Linked DNA regions of Homo sapiens: region 2 is linked to region 1. Evidence: chromatin loops called from intact Hi-C (ENCODE). Cell type or tissue: heart right ventricle. All regions are shown on one strand. Links, peaks and the distances in the headings refer to the core of each region. The heading gives the core; the rest is flanking DNA.

Region 1 (8,000 bases), core at 1-8,000:
AATCCAGTGCACCAGGCACACTGCCTGGGCCCGAGTAGGCGGGCATCCTCTTGATGCAGTACTGGGCCTGATCCGGGGGCAGCTCCCGACGCAGCTCCTCCGCCAGGATGTATGGCTGGGAAAAAATACACACGTGTTTGCAGTCAGTTGCAGAAACACCACAACATAAACAGTCTTAATACTTACATATTTCTTGCATCTGTTTAATTTTTTAAAAGGACTAAAGAATAGGGAGTCTATTGGCATAGTAGTACCAGACAACCAACAGAAAGCCAAGTTTTACTTGTAGGAGCGTATCTAGAAGCGGCCTGGCCAGCAGGAAGGGTGATATGCTTCATAAAGGCAAATGGAGCATTACTAGTAGTTCTCAAACTGAGCCACAATGCGAGGATACGTACTATGATCTGCATTTCATACCAGAAAAGATGAAGCTTTTAAAAAAAAAGTTCAGTGGGAAATAGGACAATTCCAGCCAAATAGTCTGGTTGGTAAAAGTCAAAATAAGTAAATCTCAAATATCACATTATAATTTATATCATTATAGTTTGCATATTATATAATTTATAGTAGAAGTTTCTTAGTGGGGTTGGAGGAGCCATGGTTTCTTACCTTCTAAATCAGCTGGGCTATTTCCCATCCACCCTCACCCCATGGGTAAATGATTCATTTTAAAGAAAACATTATTTTAAAAATAGTTGGTCTTATCTGATTTTTAAGGTAATAAATATGGCTCTGTTACTGTGTTTTAGCATGCTAACCTCCTTGTGGTAATGTTCATTATCCTCTCAGCCAGAAAACAGGGTAAAATAATCCTGTCCCAAATTGAATTTATACATAGAGATGTTTTTATTGTTTGGGGGGTAAAATATTACAATTCTGAACTGGCAATTAAACTCCTCCTGAAGGTCTAGGCTACATGTAATGAAAAGCTTGCCAATTTTTTACTGACTGAACGGCTATATTTAACTTTGCTCCATGGCTGGGCACAAAGTCAGGGTCATTGATCCTTAGGAGAAGGTACCAGTTTTATAACATCTAAATTGCATAGTTTCTTCTTTCTGAGTCACATCCACCAACCTAGAATGTAAAACAGGGGTCGAACCAGTAGCGCGCACATACACACACACACACACACACACACACGCAAGTACAAATACACTCTTGTCCCTTCTATAAAAACTCAATGCAAGGCCAAGCACGAATGCCAGGAATGGCATGTCTGTTTCCTCTGTGCTGGGCGCGCCATTGTTGTGTGTCTATCTGCTGCCTTCTGAAATCAGTGCCAATGTTGTACAAAATACACCGGCATAAAAATGGTTTTTATTTACAACACTGTTGCCTTTTTTGTTAGAAGGATGTAGTGGACTCCTGCTAAAGCAGAAGGAAATCTGTCAATGCAGACCTTATCAGAAGCCAGGATCCGGAAGGAGGCGATGACCTGCTCGGCAGTGTCGGTGTCAGCCGTCTCTCTAGTCATGAAGTCGATGAAGGATTGGAAGGTGACGGTGCCTTGCCCGTTGGGATCTACCAGGGTCATAATGCGGGCAAATTCGGCTTCACCCTGGGGCAAAGTGGCAAAGAAACATGTACACGAACGGTACACAACTCTCAACAGAGCCGTTTTCATTCTTTCCCTGGTGACATGCCAATTCCTTTATGTCTGAAAACTGAATTATTACCTGCGTTTCCCTTCAGTCTTTGGACAAGATTCCCCTTAAGGGTGACTAAGGTTTACTGCTACCAAACAATTTTAAAAGTTGCTGGAGCTTCAAACCAGAAGCTTGTAAATGTCAGAAGTCTTTCCTCTCTGGGACCCACTGCTGGCCTTGATGGGTCACGTGACGTAATTATGGAAGAGGAGGTCAAAGCGGGAGCTGAGCCCTTTCCTCAGATTACAACTAGGAAAGCGATGCTGCCAAACTGAAGGCAGCTCAGAACATGGCTGTCACGACTGTAGTTTACAGTCCCAAAGAGAATCAAGGGAGGCCAGGTTAAAAATACTCATTAATGGGTAACAGAGAAGTGTCTGATATACTAGGACTATCCCAGCCCACAGGGAAATGTAAGTTTATCTTGGCTGATTTACGACTAAACCTTTTTTACCTTTCAGCATATTAGAGGAAAAAGCACTTGAAAAATCATTAGGTTCCTACTAAAAGCCACTGAAGTATACACTTTAAATGGGTAAACCGTAGTACGTGAGTTATATCTCAGTAAAGCTGTTTAAAACAATCAAAAAGCCTATGTTCTCATCTCCTTCACTAGAAAAAATAATCTGACCAATTATTGAATAAAAATAAATGCTTTGGTTCTGTGACTTTTTTTTTTTTTGATGGAGTTTCACTCTTGTCATCTAGGCTGGAGTGCAGTGGTGCAATCTCAGCTCACTGCAACCTCCGCCTCCCAGGTTCAAGCCATTCTCCTGCCTCAACCTCCCAAGTAGCTGGGACTACAGGTGCCCGCCACCACAGCTGGCTAATTTTTGGATTTTTAGTAGAGAAGAGGTTTCACCATATTGGTTAGGCTGGTCTCAAACCCCTGACCTCAGGTGATCCATCCGCCTCGGCCTCCCAAAGTGCTGGGATTACAGGCGTGAGCCACTGCGCCAGGCCTCGTGACTTTATTTTTATATAATAACAGTGAGACCTTCAAAAAATATTATCCTATATAATGAAAACGAACCAATCCCAAATGCACTACCTTGGTTTGAGCTTGTCATCTTTTATAACAGAAATCCAAATTCAATAAAATATCAAATCTTAGTACAATTTCAACTTCTGTCTTACCAGGTCATAACCCATGGAAATCAGGCAGGCTCTGAAATCCTCATGATCCATCAGGCCATTCTTCCTCTGTTGGCAAAAACAAAGGACAGAGCAGGTGAGCACAGGGCAAGATGAGCAACTCTACTTGACCAACTGAACAAAGATCTGGTAAGAGAAGCACTTTGAGCTCTGCCAAGGTCGTAAATGTCACCACTGACTTGCGAGAAGGATGGAGCCAGCACAAGGATGTTACAAACTAGTTTCTTAAAAATGAAAAAGAGGGGAGAGGAGGGTAAAGACCAGACAAAAACGAAAGGAGACCACACACTCAAGAAAACAGCAAAAGGAACTAGTCAGGAGCTCACTACTGCCACCTACTGACAAAGAATCATTCATGTTTAATTTGAACAAACTTCTAAACATGGTAAGTTCTGCATTGTACTCCTTGGACTTTTGTTGCAAAAGATTGTGATCATCTTGGATTCAAATCAATGTGCTTTCTTCCTATAAAGTAGCCCCAATGAGTGAGAGTGTCTTTCAACAAGAGATGGTTGTGTACAGGGATGACGATCCATCATTTCCCTCCTTGGAAGAAAAATGACTTGGGCTTTAATGAATGCAGATACGTCAAATCACAGCATGCTGCTGCACAATAAAGGTGTGCTGAAGCTATAAGAACGTCAATATCCATCTCTGTGGATAATTTTTTACTTATGCCTAGCTCTCTGATCAGAAGTCCACTGTCTGAATCCTCCAAAAGGCCCAAATCTGACTGGTCTATCTAGCCCAGAGGCATTTTAGGAACGACTGATGGACATTTGCAAATCATAACAGGGCTCCATGCAAAGTAATGGTACATCCCTTTTAGTGATCTTTAAGAATTGGAACGTAGCTAGTCGTGGTGGCTCACGCCTGTAAGCTCAGCACTTTGGGAGGCTGAGGCAGATGGATCACCTGAGGTCAGGAGTTCAAGACCAGCCTGGCCAACATAGTAAAACCCTGTTTCTAGTAAAAATACAAAAAATTAGCCAGGCATGGTGGCATATGCCTGTAATCCCAGCTACTTGGGAGGCTGAGGCAGGATAATCGCTTGAACCTGGGAGGTGGAGGTTGCAGGGAGCTGAGATCACACCATTGCACTCCAGCCTGGGCACCAAAAGCACAACTCCATCTCAAAAACAGAACAAAACAAAACAAAACAAAACAAAACAAAAAGAAAAAAGGCCAGGTGCGGTGGCTCACACTTGTAATCCTAGCACTTTGGGAGGCCAAGGTGGGTGGATCATGAGATCAGGATATTGAGACCATCCTGCCTAACATGGCGAAACCCCGTCTCTACTGAAAAAAAAAAAAAAAAATTAGCCAGGCATGGTGGCAGGTGCCTATAGTCCCAGATACTAGGGAGGCTGAGGCAGGAGAATTGCTTGAGCCCGGGAGGCGGAGGTTGCAGTGAGCCGAGATCATGCCACTGCACTCCAGCCTGGTGACAGAGCGAGACTCCGTCTCATTAAAAAAAAAAAAGAAAAGAATTGGAGTGTGCCTTAATAGTCACTCACTTCCAGCCACAGGATTAGTAAATAGTATTTTCTCATAAAGAATTGGTTCTACTCAATATTATTCAAATCAGAATACTAGATGATATTTTTAAAGCAGCACTTAGCTTTTTATATGCTTTTACTACAAAAATTATCACCATTTTATTGCTGCATGTCCTTAAAAGAGATCATGCATCAATTTTGTTAATTAAAACAGAAAACTGAGTTTTATATGTTGAAAGAATGGGTTAAATTATGACCAGATGCTTTTCCTAAACAGTTGCTTAGGAAAAGCATATCAGAGTTTTGTATTTAAGTCTTTACGAAATGACCTAAAGCCAACAATCACATTTTGTGAAGAATACACTTTGACTTAGAACAAATCAGCTTTGATGTCAACTACAAATGCATTCTATTAAGTGATCTGTATGAAACAGCACACAAACCTGGACTTTGTGTCACCTTGAGCAACATCAAAGCTTAGGACACTTAGTTTTGGTGGCTATTTTCTTTTGTCATTAACTATCCTGTTTCCCTGTAAATGTTGTGGAGCCTTAAGACTTAAAACGAGAGCATGCATATTATTTCAGATACATTGTTTAATGTCCCCAGTATTGCCCTTCAAATAAGTAGAGAGTGGTACCCTGTCAAAGTGGTTGAAGGAGGCTCTGAACTCATTCATCTGCTCCTGGGTGATGCCCTTCGCATCTCTCGTCAGGATCTGAGTCTCCACCTCATTGATGGTTCTGGCGATGGTTGTCAGCAGCAGCTCCCATCCAACACGAATGTGCTATTGAGGGAAAAGGGGAAAGATCAGTTCTAAGTCTCTCCAGCATGTCAACTCTGCCTCTTTACTTTCATAACAGTACAGCCGACTCAAAGGGCTTACTAAGCAGGGCTCATGATAGCCTTCCCCACACTTGAAAAAAAATTCTACTTTGTCATCTGTTGCAAGATTCTGTAGTGAGAAGTACTCACAAGCACCCACCAGGGTTCTAACAGTGGCAGCGGGCACTCTGCAGTATATACTCTATAACCAGGGTTCTAACGGTGGCAGCGGGCACTCTGCAGTATATACTCTATTACCAGGGTTCTAACAGTGGCAGCGGGCACTCTGTAGTATATACTCTATAACCAGGGTTCTAACGGTGGCAGCGGGCCCTCTGCAGTATATACTCTATTACCAGGGTTCTAACAGTGGCAGCAGGCACTCTGCAGTATATACTCTATTACCAGGGTTCTAACAGTGGCAGCGGGCACTCTGTAGTATATACTCTATAACCAGGGTTCTAACAGTGGCAGCGGGCCCTCTGCAGTATATACTCTATTACCAGGGTTCTAACAGTGGCAGCGGGCACTCTGCAGTATATACTCTATTACCAGGGTTCTAACGGTGGCAGCGGGCACTCTGCAGTATATACTCTATAACCAGGGTTCTAACGGTGGCAGCGGGCACTCTGCAGTATATACTCTATAACCAGGGTTCTAACAGTGGCAGCGGGCCCTCTGCAGTATATACTCTATTACCAGGGTTCTAACAGTGGCAGCGGGCCCTCTGCAGTATATACTCTATTACCAGGGTTCTAACGGTGGCAGCGGGCACTCTGCAGTATATACTCTATAACCAGGGTTCTAACGGTGGCAGCGGGCACTCTGCAGTATATACTCTATTACCAGGGTTCTAACGGTGGCAGCGGGCACTCTGCAGTATATACTCTATTACCAGGGTTCTAACGGTGGCAGCGGGCACTCTGCAGTATATACTCTATTACCAGGGTTCTAACGGTGGCAGCGGGCACTCTGCAGTATATACTCTATTACCAGGGTTCTAATGGTGGCAGCGGGCACTCTGCAGTACATACTCTATAACCAGGGTTCTAACGGTGGCAGCGGGCACTCTGCAGTATATACTCTATAACCAGGGTTCTAACAGTGGCAGCGGGCACTCTGCAGTATATACTCTATTACCAGGGTTCTAACAGTGGCAGCGGGCACTCTGCAGTATATACTCTATTACCAGGGTTCTAACAGTGGCAGCGGGCACTCTGCAGTATATACTCTATTACCAGGGTTCTAACAGTGGCAGCGGGCACTCTGCAGTATATACTCTATAACCACGGTTCTAACAGTGGCAGCGGGCACTCTGCAGTATATACTCTATTACCAGGGTTCTAACAGTGGCAGCGGGCACTCTGCAGTATATACTCTATTACCAGGGTTCTAACGGTGGCAGCGGGCCCTCTGCAGTATATACTCTATTACCAGGGTTCTAACAGTGGCAGCGGGCCCTCTGCAGTATATACTCTATTACCAGGGTTCTAACGGTGGCAGCGGGCCCTCTGCAGTATATACTCTATTACCAGGGTTCTAACAGTGGCAGCGGGCACTCTGCAGTATATACTCTATAACCACGGTTCTAACAGTGGCAGCGGGCACTCTGCAGTATATACTCTATTACCAGGGTTCTAACAGTGGCAGCGGGCACTCTGCAGTATATACTCTATTACCAGGGTTCTAACAGTGGCAGCGGGCACTCTGCAGTATATACTCTATAACCAGGGTTCTAACAGTGGCAGCGGGCCCTCTGCAGTATATACTCTATTACCAGGGTTCTAACGGTGGCAGTGGGCACTCTGCAGTATATTATCAGGATTCTAACAGTGGCAGCGGGCACTCTGCAGTATATACTCTTGTTTGTCACTAAAAATATTTTCCCATTTACCAAGTAGCAGGATGAGCCCTGAGTTATACCTGCTGGCTCCCAGGGAGATCAATTTGGGCCTAACTGGCAGAAATGCAACAGTCCAGTTTCTGGCACTCACCTTGAAGAAGTGTAGTGAATTTATGGTGGTGATAATAATAATGATAATGTCACTGTTGGTAATACCATATAGTCCTCGATATAGCTCACGAAGCATTTCCACAAATAGTGACTGGAAAGGCTTAAAGATCCCTAACTTTCATACTTGTAGGTCTTAACAGGAACAAAGAAAGACAAGTGCATGAAGAAAGCACCCTGAGGAGGTGGCATGGTCCCCGTGAGAAGTGAGCGGCACACGCCTGTCTGGCTGCCGTACCTCCATCGTGTAGTTCGTGTGCTTGTTGTCAAAGACAAGGGCCTCCTGGATGAGCTGATGGTCTCCCTCCAGCTTGTCGATGTTGTTCTTATAGTTGATGATGTTGTGCTCATACTGCTTCAGCTGGTTCATCTGGTCTTCCAGGGCTCCTGTGATCTGGATGGAGCTCCGGGCAATCTCCTGAGGGGGGCGAGTGAGCAAGCAGAGAGAGAAGCAGAGTGAAGTGCCCTCTAAGGGAGCTCGGCACGAGGCGCCGTTCCAGACCCTGCATGGGATGCTAGGCCAGCGTCAGGCAGCGGCCAGTGTCACTCGGTTCACTTTTCTCAGAGGAAGTGGGGACTGGGTAGCATCGCAGAACAAAACAAGGTCTAGTTCTAGTCTGTCTAGAAAATGAGGAAAAAGTCAACCAAGATCCAAAACAGAGAGGCAAGAGGGGTCAGAGATAAGTCCTTCAGCTTCTTGCTGTGGGAAGGAAACGCCCTCGGGCAGAGCTACCCTGCTCTGGAGGAGGCTGGGGGTGGGCTGCCTGGGTGGAGCTGCCAGACAGATTGAAGACCCACGGGATGCTTCCTCCATCAGAATTTCTTATATTTTTACATGGTCTCCGCTTTAAGAAAAAAGTC
Region 2 (11,653 bases), core at 2,069-10,068, 800 kb before region 1:
TCTATGATTTTACCAATCAAAAGTGACTATTATTATCCTATTGTGGCTATAAGCATATATACCTTGTTGTTATTATTATTTTTTTGTTTGTTTTGAGACAAGGTCTCACTCTGTTGCCCAGGCTGGAGTGCAGTGGTGTGATCATGGCTCATTGCAGCCTCGACCTCCCGAGCTCAAGCAATCCTCTCACCTCAGCCTCGTATGTAGCTGGGACCACAAGTGCACACCACCATGCTTGGCTAATTTTAATTTTTTTTTTTTTTTTTTTGTAGAGACAGGATCTTACTTTGTTGCCCAGGCTGGTCTTGCACTCCTAGCCCCAAGTGATCCCTCCATCTCAGCCTCTCAAAGTGCTGGGATTACAGGCACCTCGCCCATATTACTGATCAAAATATTTTACACATGTAAAAGAATCTTTAAACATTTATTAGTATATAAATAACAAAATAAACACCTGACCAGCTTCCATCCAACTTAATAGAAATTACCAATAATGTTGAAAATGAAAACCGTTTGTGATTATAAACAACACTACATTAAGCATTGTAGCTATTAAATGTTCATACAAACCACTAATTATAGCTTAAAGATAAACTCCTGATACGGAATCGCTGCGTCAATGTATATGCATTTTTCCTCTACATATGTATCTTTAACATTTTGATAGACAAAGATGATTTATCTTTTTGATAACCATGGAAAAGCAATGTCTTACTTGGTGAATTTCACTGCATTCATGGGTTGTAGGGAAGGGTTTTGAGACTACGAGGACAAAAGCTTTCCTGTGAAATATTTTTCCACGTTTGTGCTGTGGGAAACACTGGTACTGTGAAGCTACCAAGAGGAACAGCAGAGGAGATGAGCCTCCAGCACGTACAGATGACTGGCACAGGACAAAGTCCACTCACCTTGAAGCCATCAAAGGCAAAGGCACGTTCATCTGAGCCAAGCTCCTGATCCGGTTGACAACCAGGACGACTCCAACCAACCCTCATGTCTCCAGCAGTGACCGTCTCAAATTCAAAATACCACCGTCCGGCCTTCACTGCATAGGTCTTCTCGGCACGGAAGATTCGGAACCTTTCCCCGGTGCCGCTGCACACTTCGGCTCTGGCTGCTGGGAAATGGACAGAGATTTCTGGTGGTCATTGGATGGGGAGGTGAAAGAGAAGGAAAGATATCATAAATAAAAGAAGGAAAGATAAATCACGACTTTAGTAATTCAACCTAGAGCGATGATGATAATGATACCTTCTTATCTTCTTTCCCATTTTACCAAGTGCTTTCTGATCTAGGATCAGCCACTGTCAGACCAGCTGGGTGAAGTGGAAAGCACCAGGGCTTGCGCTGGAGAGACTGGGGAATGAGTCTCCGTCAGCCTCATTTTCAGGAGGGAACGACCTTTCTGTAGAACAAAACCCAAGTGCCTTGGTGCTTTGGTTGTGGAGGATGAGATGGAAAGAAGTCAATAAGAAAAAAGATCCGAACTGCTCTGCATAAGAAATGAGTAGACATGTACGGGTGAGAGAGAAGAGGGAAGACGAAGCAAGGAAGAGAAGAGAAACAGAAATAAGGGAAAGTTGTAAACAGTGGAGAAAAGTAACAATAGCATCAATAGTAAAAATTTCCCTACAGGATGGTGATGGCTAAGGAACTCAAATGTGATGCAAAATTTTTCCATTCTCGCATACATCTTCACTGTGATCTGCTATACATACAAATGCTGTATTTAAAAGATCTGGGGGAAAAATAAAAAGGTCAGCATCCAACATTAGGACCAGTGTGATGCAAAAGGGGGAAAAGTATCCCTAGGAAATGAGATGCAGGTGAGATTGAGAGAGACGAGAGGGGGAAGTCTCAGAATGAGGAACCCAGAGCCAGAACGACGATGAGAAGGTAAGTCCTTCTGAAACCACAGAGGAGAGGAATGAGTGTTCATTGAATTGATATCTCAAAGAAGGTGGTCACCCAGCTAACATCTGAGTTAGATGCAGAGGAGGAAATTTCAGACTTGACCAACATCGCACAACTAAAAATGGTGGAACTTGGGAGCTGCTTCATGTTATAGCCCCTCTTCTTCCTACTTTGCCTCCAATAGCTCGCACAGAGTTACTAGTTACTGGTTAAATGCTAGTTTTCAGCCAGGTGTGGTGGCTCACAGCTGTAGTCTCAACACTTTGGAAGGCCAAGGCGGGAGGATCGCGCCCGGGCAACATAGTGGTACCCTGTCTCTACAAAGAGTTTAAAAATTCAGCCAGACATGGTAGTGCATGCCTGTAAGTCCAAGCTTCTCAAGAGGCTGATACAGAAGGATCACTTGAGCCTAGAAGGTCGAGGTTGCAGTGAGCTATGGTCGTTCTACTGCATTCCAGCCTGGGTGATAGAGTGAGATCCTGTCTCAAAACAAAACAAACAAACAAAGAGAAAGAAAGAGAGAGAGAGAAAGAAAGAAAGACAAAAGAAAGAAAGAAAGAAAGAAAGAAAGAAAGAAAGAAAGAAAGAAAGAAAGAAAGAAAGAAAGAAAGAGAAAGAAAGAAAGAAAAAGAAAGAAAGAAAGAAAGAAAGAAAAAGAAAGAAAGAAAAGAAAAGAGAAGAAGGAAGTTCCTATTTGTTTCTCCTTAAGATTTGGGAAAGACTTTATGCATAATAAAAATTTAATAACAGTTCAATCAATGACTTGGTATGATCAAATTAGAACTATAAAAATAATCTATATAAGCACTAAAGGTTGCCAATAAACATACAGCTAGGTCATATGTAACAATTTAAAATGAGATGAAGTAAAGCAGTGGAGACACCATGGCTGTAGCATGAGATGGCTCCCTATCACATGGGCTTAATTAATGAAACGATCAATAACTGCTTTTTTGATAATGGTGGTAGTGCTTACTGAATGTAGAACTAACTGAATCTGCTGGCTAACCCTTCAGAAACTAGCTTAAGTCTCTGAATCAGAGAAACATTTCTATGGTTAAGGGTAAATTCTCATGCCTATTACTTGGTAAGTAAATATATTTTGAAAAATAGGATCGTAAACGTTGTTTTGAGAGAAAAAAATTCTATCAGATTTTATGATATTTAAAGGTAGTTTGTGCTATTAAGAAACTAGTTCTTGGCGGGTCGCGGTGGCTCACACCTGTTATCCCAACACTGTGGGAGGCTGAGGCAGGCAAATCACTTGAGGTCAGGAATTCGAGACCAGTCTGGCCAACATGGTGAAATCCCATCTCTACAAAAAATACAAAAATCATCAGGGCCTGGTGGCATATGCCTGTAATCCCAGCTACTTGGGAGGCTGAGCAGGAGAACTGCTTGAGCCCGGGAAGCAGAGGATGCAGTGAGCCGATACCATGCCACTACACTCTAGCCTGGGCAACAGAGCAAGACTCTGTGTTTAAAAAAAGAAAGAAAGAAAGAAACTCGTTCTCAGTGCTGCAATACTAAACAAACAGGAAAGTCAAATTTTTACTCAGAGTTAGTATTTCCTCAAAAAACAGATTACCGATAAATTGTTTCCTTAAAACATGCCTGTAATCTTCCCTAAATGAATCTAAGAGATAAATATGAGCTATAAATTACACAAAAATTTGGAGATTATTTTCAGGGAAGAAAAAATGATCAGGTAGTTATCCTTATTTTTAATTATGTTGATATTTGCAAATAAAATATTACATTACATTCTAGTATGCATTAATAGATGTAACTCCTAATTTTCTAAATATAGAATTAGTATATACTATAGTCATTATATACCATGAAAACTATACTACAGTTTTTTTGGAAAACTAAACTACTGAAAAATACCAGGTTCTCTTTTCTGTGTTTGGTTTCTAATATATCAAGACTTCACAAATATGTATAGTGCACTCAAGTAATGCAAACTAATTTTAATATTAGCACAAATCAAATATTTTAGAAGGCAAATTCGGTATAAAAATGTAATAATTTCCCCAAAAGCCCCCTACACAATTCTCTTGGAATTAAAACATACCACTAATCCCCTTTATTACTATAGGGAATGAAAATAGGGGGTACTACATGGAGAATATATTGCAGTAGAAACAATGCAGAGTTTCTGAGTCCTAATATTCTTCTTCCTGGCCCTAATGCTATGCTATTCTTATGCTCATTGATGATACTTAACCTGAATTTGAAACAAACATGTGGTTCACAGATACTATCATGCAAGGGACTTCACAAAAAAAAAAGGACTCTTCTTTTTCTTTTTTAATCTCTGTGGATTTTCCTATTTGTTTGTGTTTTTTTTTTTTTGAGATGGAGTTTTGCTCTTGTTGCCCAGGCTGGAGTGCGATGGCACCATCTCAGCTCATTGCAACTTCCGCCTCCTGGGTTCAAGCAATTCCCCTGCCTCGGCTTCCTGAGTAGCTGGGGTTACAGGCATGTGCCACCATCCAAGCCCAGCTAATTTTTTTGTATTTTCAGTAGAGACGGGGTTTCACCATTGTCACGCTGGTCTCGAACTTCGAGCCTCAGGTGATCCACCAGCCTCAGCCTCCCAAAGTGCTGGGATTACAGGTGTGAGCCACTGTGCCCTGCCCCATAGTATATATTTATTAAGTTAGTTTAGGGTAGTTTGCAACTACGTTTTAAAGAAGCAACAGTTCAACATTATACCTCTTGCTAAAATACTAATACAAAGTGAAATCTGGGTTTGTAGGAGTTTTTTAAAAAGATCCAAGCAATCCGTAACAAACTTATTTTGCATACCTTGTAGTATCAAGCACCTGAGCCACAAAGTAAGTGCTCCATATATACCTGCCAAACTGTATCTAGAAACGAAGACTCTTCCGGGCTCCGGATATAGCAGCCCAGACAAATAGCTAATGGGTAGCATCCTGTCAAAGGCACAGAACTCTCCCCCGAACATCCTTATGCTTTGCTCGATTTTAAACACGATATATTTATGTGTTTGATAGGCAATTATAACTCATGTAAGTATGTTATATAAGTGATTTTTATACTGTTATAATGAATATAATAATAATGGACATTTAAAAATGAATAGTTGGGAGACATATTCCTGTCATACATTATCAAGTCTGTTGGTATTCAAAGCAGAAACAATTCAGGAATTATATTATTAATGAACTACCTCAAGATTAAGGCCAAGGACTGAGCAAAGACTGTGCTCCCCGTACCTCCCAGGCATGACACACCACCAATCACCTAACTAGGGCCTAAAAAGGCCTAAAGTAACCATACACTCTGCTCTCCAAACAATATAGCTAAGAAAATATATGCCACTAGAGGGCAGTCAAGATCTAACTATACATTAAAATCTTAAGTTACAAGAAGCTATAAGGAAAAGCTAAAATTTTATACATATCTAGAATCTTTTAGGTCTAATGATAATACTTTTTAAAATTATTGGTATTAATCAGCCATCCTTTCAACCTTCTGGTATTATTTTGGATAAAACAATTCAAATCTTGATTAAACCTTGTAGTAAATAAGAATAAATTCCATTTTCAAATGCTTTAAAATATTATTGACAACAGTACTCCAAAGATACTACAACTCAAATACAGAGTTCATGTTTTATCTGGAATATGTAAGCATTCTCCTAAGAGAAAATAAATTATAATTCTGATTAATTACATAAGGCTTGATTCAATTTTATTAAACTTTTTATGCCCTTGACTTTTTTTTAAATGTCAGCAACAGCAGTATAGACTATTATAAATGAATGTTTTGAATCTCCTCTTAGTGATAATCAGACTGATTTTGCTTTATGCTATAAAATCTCTCAACATCTATCTTTTAATTTTTATTCCCACCATCCTTGTTCAAAAAAACAATTTTTCTAAAGCCTCCCAACTGGTCTACCTCCAAGCACTGCCCCCTCCAATCTGTCCCTTCCCACTGTTGCCGTAGTTATATTGCTATTGTAAACTGTGATCACACATCAAGCTCTTGCTTTAAAACTTCCTGGGGCTGGTACTCCTTATACAAATTTATCCACATTTCTTAGCTGAGTTTGCAAGATATTCCATATTTTGCCCTAATCTTTCTACCTTCATCTATGTCTGTTCTCTCTGCCCATCTGTACCCTATATTTTATCCTAAGTGGACCATCTACCCTTCCTCAACTCTTTCTACACTTAATCACATCAGATGTACTTTCTTTCTAGTAGCGATGGCCTTTCTGACACTAATCTCTACTTGTTGAAATTTTGATCCTTTCAACATCTAATTCTGAAGACATTTTCTCCCTTTACTGATTCCTGATCCTTTCAACATCTAACTCTGAAGATATTTCTCCCTTTACTGATTCCTCCCATTGGAAAATTAATCTTTCTTCTTATGTCTTTTCCATACAGATCACTTGCATCCCTACTATGAAGCATGCTGTTATATCCTGGCACATAGTAAACACTAAACATAATCTCAGCTTCTACTGTAGAATATGCCACTCTATTCTCATTGCTCACTGTTCACATAACTTCGGTAAAATCAAACCTTGTCAAACAACTGTCAGTGGCTCTATCTCTAAATTCTTAAAATACAGAGATTGTGTGATCACCATTTTTTCTCCCTGTTTTCTCATTTTCTTATACACTCACTCTTCAAACTCATTAGATTCCTTCATTCTTCCCTTCCCTATATAACTTTCCATACTTTCTTGCCCTTATTAGCTTTTCCCCTACTTGCTCTCTTAACCCCAATTACTGTCCAATTTCACTACCTTCACTCTCAACATCTATACCTGCTCTGCTGAGTTCGCCAGAAAACACATGCACCGAACAGATTGGCACCACTAACTCAGAGTCTCTAACCTCAACGGGACCATCAATGTTTCTCCACAATGTTTTTATCTGTTTGCAGTCTGCTCTCTGTTCCATCCCACAAAACAGCAATTTTTAATCTTTATTGCTGAGTGACATCAGTAGAAATGGTAGAGAAAGAATCTCCAAAAATCCTCTTCTCCACAGAATTAATGAGAACACTGGCAAAAAACTATGCAAATGAAATTTTTCATAGCTCTGGAAATTAACTAAAGGCTGGCAAAAGCCAGGGAGTGTTTATTTGATAAAAATGTCCAAATGTTGGTAAGAACAGCAAACTAGTGATGTTTTAATTTGCTCCTGCTGCATCACCCTCTCTCTAATTCCACAGCATATTGAAAACCAAAGGACCCTCAATCATAGTGAAAATCAGCCACCCATAAGCCCTTGTAGTGGGCAGAACAGAGCTGGAGTTCCTCCAAAGCCCAGTTCCCAGATAACTGTCATTATGTTCCCTTTTCTGGAAAATTCCATCGGTAAGACTTGTCTTTATTCCACTTGACTTAGAGCTTGCCCAGTGCAAATAGTTGTTTCTCCAAGGACATTTGTTGAAAATCATCTGAGGCAATTTGTTAGCCTTGCAGCTTTGTGAGGCAGCAATAACAGCTGAGGCAAACAGCAACTGACCAAAAAGTTTGAAAGGAAAAGCTGGGGAGTGAAATATCCATAGTGGGATGTGAGAAGCTCCAACATATTCCTGGGACTCTAGAAGGCCATGCTCATGCCCAGGGCTGTGCATGTATTCAGGAAAAACCTGAGAAAGCTTACACCTCTGAAAGACCTTGAGGCTCTGCACATGCAGTAAGAGAAGGCTAATGTGAAATTATAAATTGCCTGGTTGAGTGTTGAAGGCATGTGCCAATATGCTCACATTACATTGCCTCTCCTTTGGTAAAGACTGGGAGACTTATCAGTCCTAGGCATTTAAAGAAGTCTCTGTCCTACCATCAGCTGACCATGAAGCTAATGAAACTGAGACTTCAGTGGCCACACATGACAGGCAACACAGTCTCTACTAAACTAGTTTAGAAAAATTACCAAGAAAGCAAACAACAATGACAATAAGCACAACAACAAAATCTGAAATAGGGGCGAATACAGAGTTACCAAATTACATTACTTTAAATGTTCAATTTTTCACAAAAATTGTGAGACATGCAAAAAGACAAGACAGTATGTCCCATACATAAAGGGGTAAAAAGCAGTCAATAGAAATTATTCCTCAGGAGGCCGAGATGTTGGGCTTATTAGACAAAGACTTTAAGTTAGGTATTTTAAATCTGTTCAAAGAACTAAATAAAACCATGTGTAATGAACTAAATAAAAGTATGAGGCTGGGCACAGCGTCTCATGCCTGTAATCCTAGCACTTTGGGAGGCCGAGGCAGGTGGATCACCTGAGGTCAGGAGTTCGAGACCAGCCTGATCAACACAGTGAAACCCCATATCTACTAAAAATACAAAATTAGCCAGGCATGGTGGTGGTCCAACTCTGTTCTGCCCACTCCAGCGGCTTGTGGGTGGCTGATTTTCACTATGATTGAGGGGCCGTTGGTTTTCAATATGCCATAGAATTAGAGAGAGGGTGATGGGGCAGGAGCAAGTTAAAACATCACTAGTTGCTGTTCTTAGCAACATTTGGACATTTTAATCAAATAAACACTCCCTGGATTTTGGCCAGCCTTTAGTTAATTTCCAGAACTATGAAAAATTTGATTTGCATAATTTTTTGCCAGTATTCTTATTATCCCAGCTACTTGGGAGGCTGAGGCAGGACAGTCACTTGAACCTGGGAGGTGAAGGTTGCAGTGAGCCGAGATCACGCCATTGCACTCCAGCCTGGGCAACAAGAGCAAAACTCCATCTCAAAAAAAAAAAAAAGTACAAAAATGATGCTTCACCAAATAGTGAATATCAATAAAGAGGTAAATTATAAAAAAGAATAAAAATTTCTGGAGTTGATAAGCACAGTACCTGAAATTAAACATACATCAGAGGGCTCAACAACAGATTTGCACTGACAAGAATCAATGAACTTGAAGATAAGTCCGTTAGTCAAGTATGAAAAACTGAAGAAGAAATGAAGAAAGACAAGCAGAGCTTCAGAGGCCTGGGGGATACACTCAACCATACCAACATACACATAATGGAAATCACAGACTGTAAGGAGAGACAGAAAAGAGAAGAAAGAATGAATAAATAATGGCCAGAAGCTTCCCAAATTTGATGAAAAACATTCATTTACACATCTAAGAAGTACAGTAAACTTTGGGGATAAACTCAAAGAAATTAAAACTAGACACATCATAATCAAACTGTTCAAATCCAAAAACAGAGAGAGAATCCTGAAAACAGCAAGAGAGAAGCAACTCATCACATACAAGGGACCCTCCAAAAGATTAATGTCAATGCCTTATCAGAAAACATAAAGGCCAGAAGGCAGCGGGATGATATATCTGAGTACTAAAAGAAAAAATAATTGTCAGCTGAGAATTCTATACCCAACACATCTTTACTGCTCTCTTCAAGGCTTCTAATCCAGTCCAGCCTGCCCTAACTTCTACTCCTTAGGAAAATAAACTCATTTTCTATTTCAACCTGAAGACAATAATTATACAGTAGACTGCCCTCAGCTTCCTCCTGATTTTCCCTGTACACAGGTTTTTGCAGCGTCTTCAATCTTTACTTCTTTCCTACTAACCTTAGGGGAATAAGTGTTGTTGTTCCTTTTACAGGAGGCCAATCCCTTTACCCATGCTCTGAATTTCATTCCCTTCAACCTTCTCAGAGACCACAGCTCATCAAGCTCCTCTTACTGTACTTTCAACCTCTCTCTCTCCCTTAGTGTAAAAATGTCCACATTTCTTTCATTTAAAAAATTAAATTTTTAACCCTCTGTTTCTCTCTAGCAATAGTCTCACGTTTGTACTTATATATGTAATTGAATCCTGGTATATGTGTTGAGTTGTCTCACATGCACCTCAAACTGAAGATGTTTACAATAAAACTCAGAATCTTCCCACTACCCCATGTCCATCTGCTCCAATTCCTGTGTTCCCAACCAGTGTGTATGTACTTGACATCTATCAATCCAGAAACTATCTCAGATGCCTCCTTTGTCCTTCTGCTGATTCTACTTCTAAATGCCAAATAATTTTTTCTGTTCACAGTATTGCCAAAGACAAGGTCTCCAACACTCCTCATCTATACTTCTTTTTTGTCACCAAACTGCTGTCCTCATCTCCAGTTTTGTTTACATTCAGCCTTTTTCCTAAAGAGCCACTAGAATCATTCTTTAATTTAAAAAAAAAAAAAAACTGTTTCAACTCCTGCCTCCTCTATTTGATCTACTGCCACTTTTCAAACTCCACTCTACATCTGGTCGTACAAAGCTCTCTGAAATTCCCATTTGCAATCCTCCTTGTGTCTCTAAGCCTTTACATATACTATTCTCTCTGCCTGAAATGCATGAACCCGATTGACTTAGCTGTACCTACTTTGGTGGTTTTAAAATATGTCCACAAATACTTGAGTACACCTCCATTCAAAAAGTGTGGGCTTCATTTAGTGGTTCACTTCTAACAAACAGAATATAATAGAAGTAATTGTAACAAGCATTACAGCATCCTTGTACTCACTCTTCGATTTTTCATTCTGGGGGAAGTCAGCTTCCATGTGAAGGCACTCGAGCATCTCTATGAAGAGCTCTGTGTGGCAAGGCTGTACCCATCTGGCTGTGTCTTCTGCCAACAGCCAGAGAGGAAGCGAGTTCTTTAGCCAACAGTTATGCAAGTGAGCTGTCTTAGTATCCAGTGCTCCAGCTCCAGTGAAGTCTTCAGATGACTTAAGCCCTGGCCAACTTAATAGCAATCTCAGAGAGACTATGATCCAGAACCACCTATCACTCACATTCATAACCCACAGAAACTTTGAGATAACAAATTTTGTTATTTTTAGCCACTGAGAGGGTTTTTTTTTTTTTTTTTTTTTTTTTTTTTGGTGGGAGGGAAAGGGGTAGTTTGCTGTACAGGAATAGATAACTAATATACCTCCTCTTTAAAGATTTCCCTCATATCACCAAGCTGATTTAAACCCCCTGTGTTATGACTCTTCAGCTTAACACTTTCATTGTATGGTAGTGGTAGCAATTTAGTCTATTTTCCCTGTCTACACTGAGAGCTACATAAGACAAAAACTCTTATTCATCTTTGAATTCCCAGAACTAGGCACAGTAGGTGTTCCATATCTATGTGTTAAAATAAAATAGAGTGGCCAGGTGCAGTGGCTCATGCCTGTAATCCCAGCACTTTGGGAGGCCAAGGTGGGTGGATCACAACATCAGGAGTTCAAGACCAGCCTGGCCAATATGGTGAAACCCCGCCTCTACTAAAAATACAAAAAAAAAAAAAAATTAGCCGGGCCTCGTGGCAGGCGCATGTAGTCCCAGCTACTCGGGAGGCTGAGGCAGGGAAAATCACCTGAACCAGGGAGGCAGAGGTTGCAGTGAACTGAGATTGCACCACTGCACTCCAGCCTGGGGGACAGAGCGAGATTCTATCTCAACTAATAATAATAATAATAATAATAATAATAATAATATTTTAAAAAATGGAAATGAGAATTGCAAATATGGAAGTAAAATGAAGTGGAGCATATGTTTTATAAATATAAGCTCCTTTTCTTTCTTCTTAAAATTCACATAATTCAGAAGAAAGTAGGTACCCATAAGGTAGCAATATGTTGTCCACAACGGTGTTACGAAGATGAAATTATTAATACGTATTAGCTACAAATAGTATAAAACACTGTATGTCATCAGAATAACTTCTTAACATTTTACTTATCTGG

Evidence for each region. Hi-C counts contacts between places; a loop is a spot of excess contacts. Peaks named below come from ENCODE experiments on the same cell type or tissue, not always from the same donor. Only the 100,000 strongest peaks of a DNase experiment are listed, where the experiment ranks them.
Region 2: a loop joins it to region 1, with 8 times the contacts of the local background. A loop is called at or near these places in 25 of 110 quality-filtered maps.

What each region holds. Positions count from the first base shown.
Region 1 is chr1:236,754,576-236,762,575 of GRCh38, reverse strand. ACTN2 (actinin alpha 2) reads right to left here. Exons shown (of 21, transcript NM_001103.4): 17 at 7,378-7,557; 18 at 4,944-5,090; 19 at 2,787-2,852; 20 at 1,403-1,561; 21 at 1-115. Among named protein-coding and RNA genes, the nearest start is that of MTR, 37 kb to the left of the region's middle. In heart right ventricle, for the core only: a CTCF peak has its summit at 3,133 (motif pointing left); no DNase peak of the experiment used is centred there; H3K27ac peaks cover 2,912 bases.
Region 2 is chr1:237,556,031-237,567,683 of GRCh38, reverse strand. RYR2 (ryanodine receptor 2) reads right to left here. Exons shown (of 105, transcript NM_001035.3): 28 at 909-1,117. Among named protein-coding and RNA genes, the nearest start is that of MIR4428, 91 kb to the right of the region's middle. In heart right ventricle, for the core only: a CTCF peak has its summit at 5,255 (motif pointing right); no DNase peak of the experiment used is centred there; H3K27ac peaks cover 597 bases.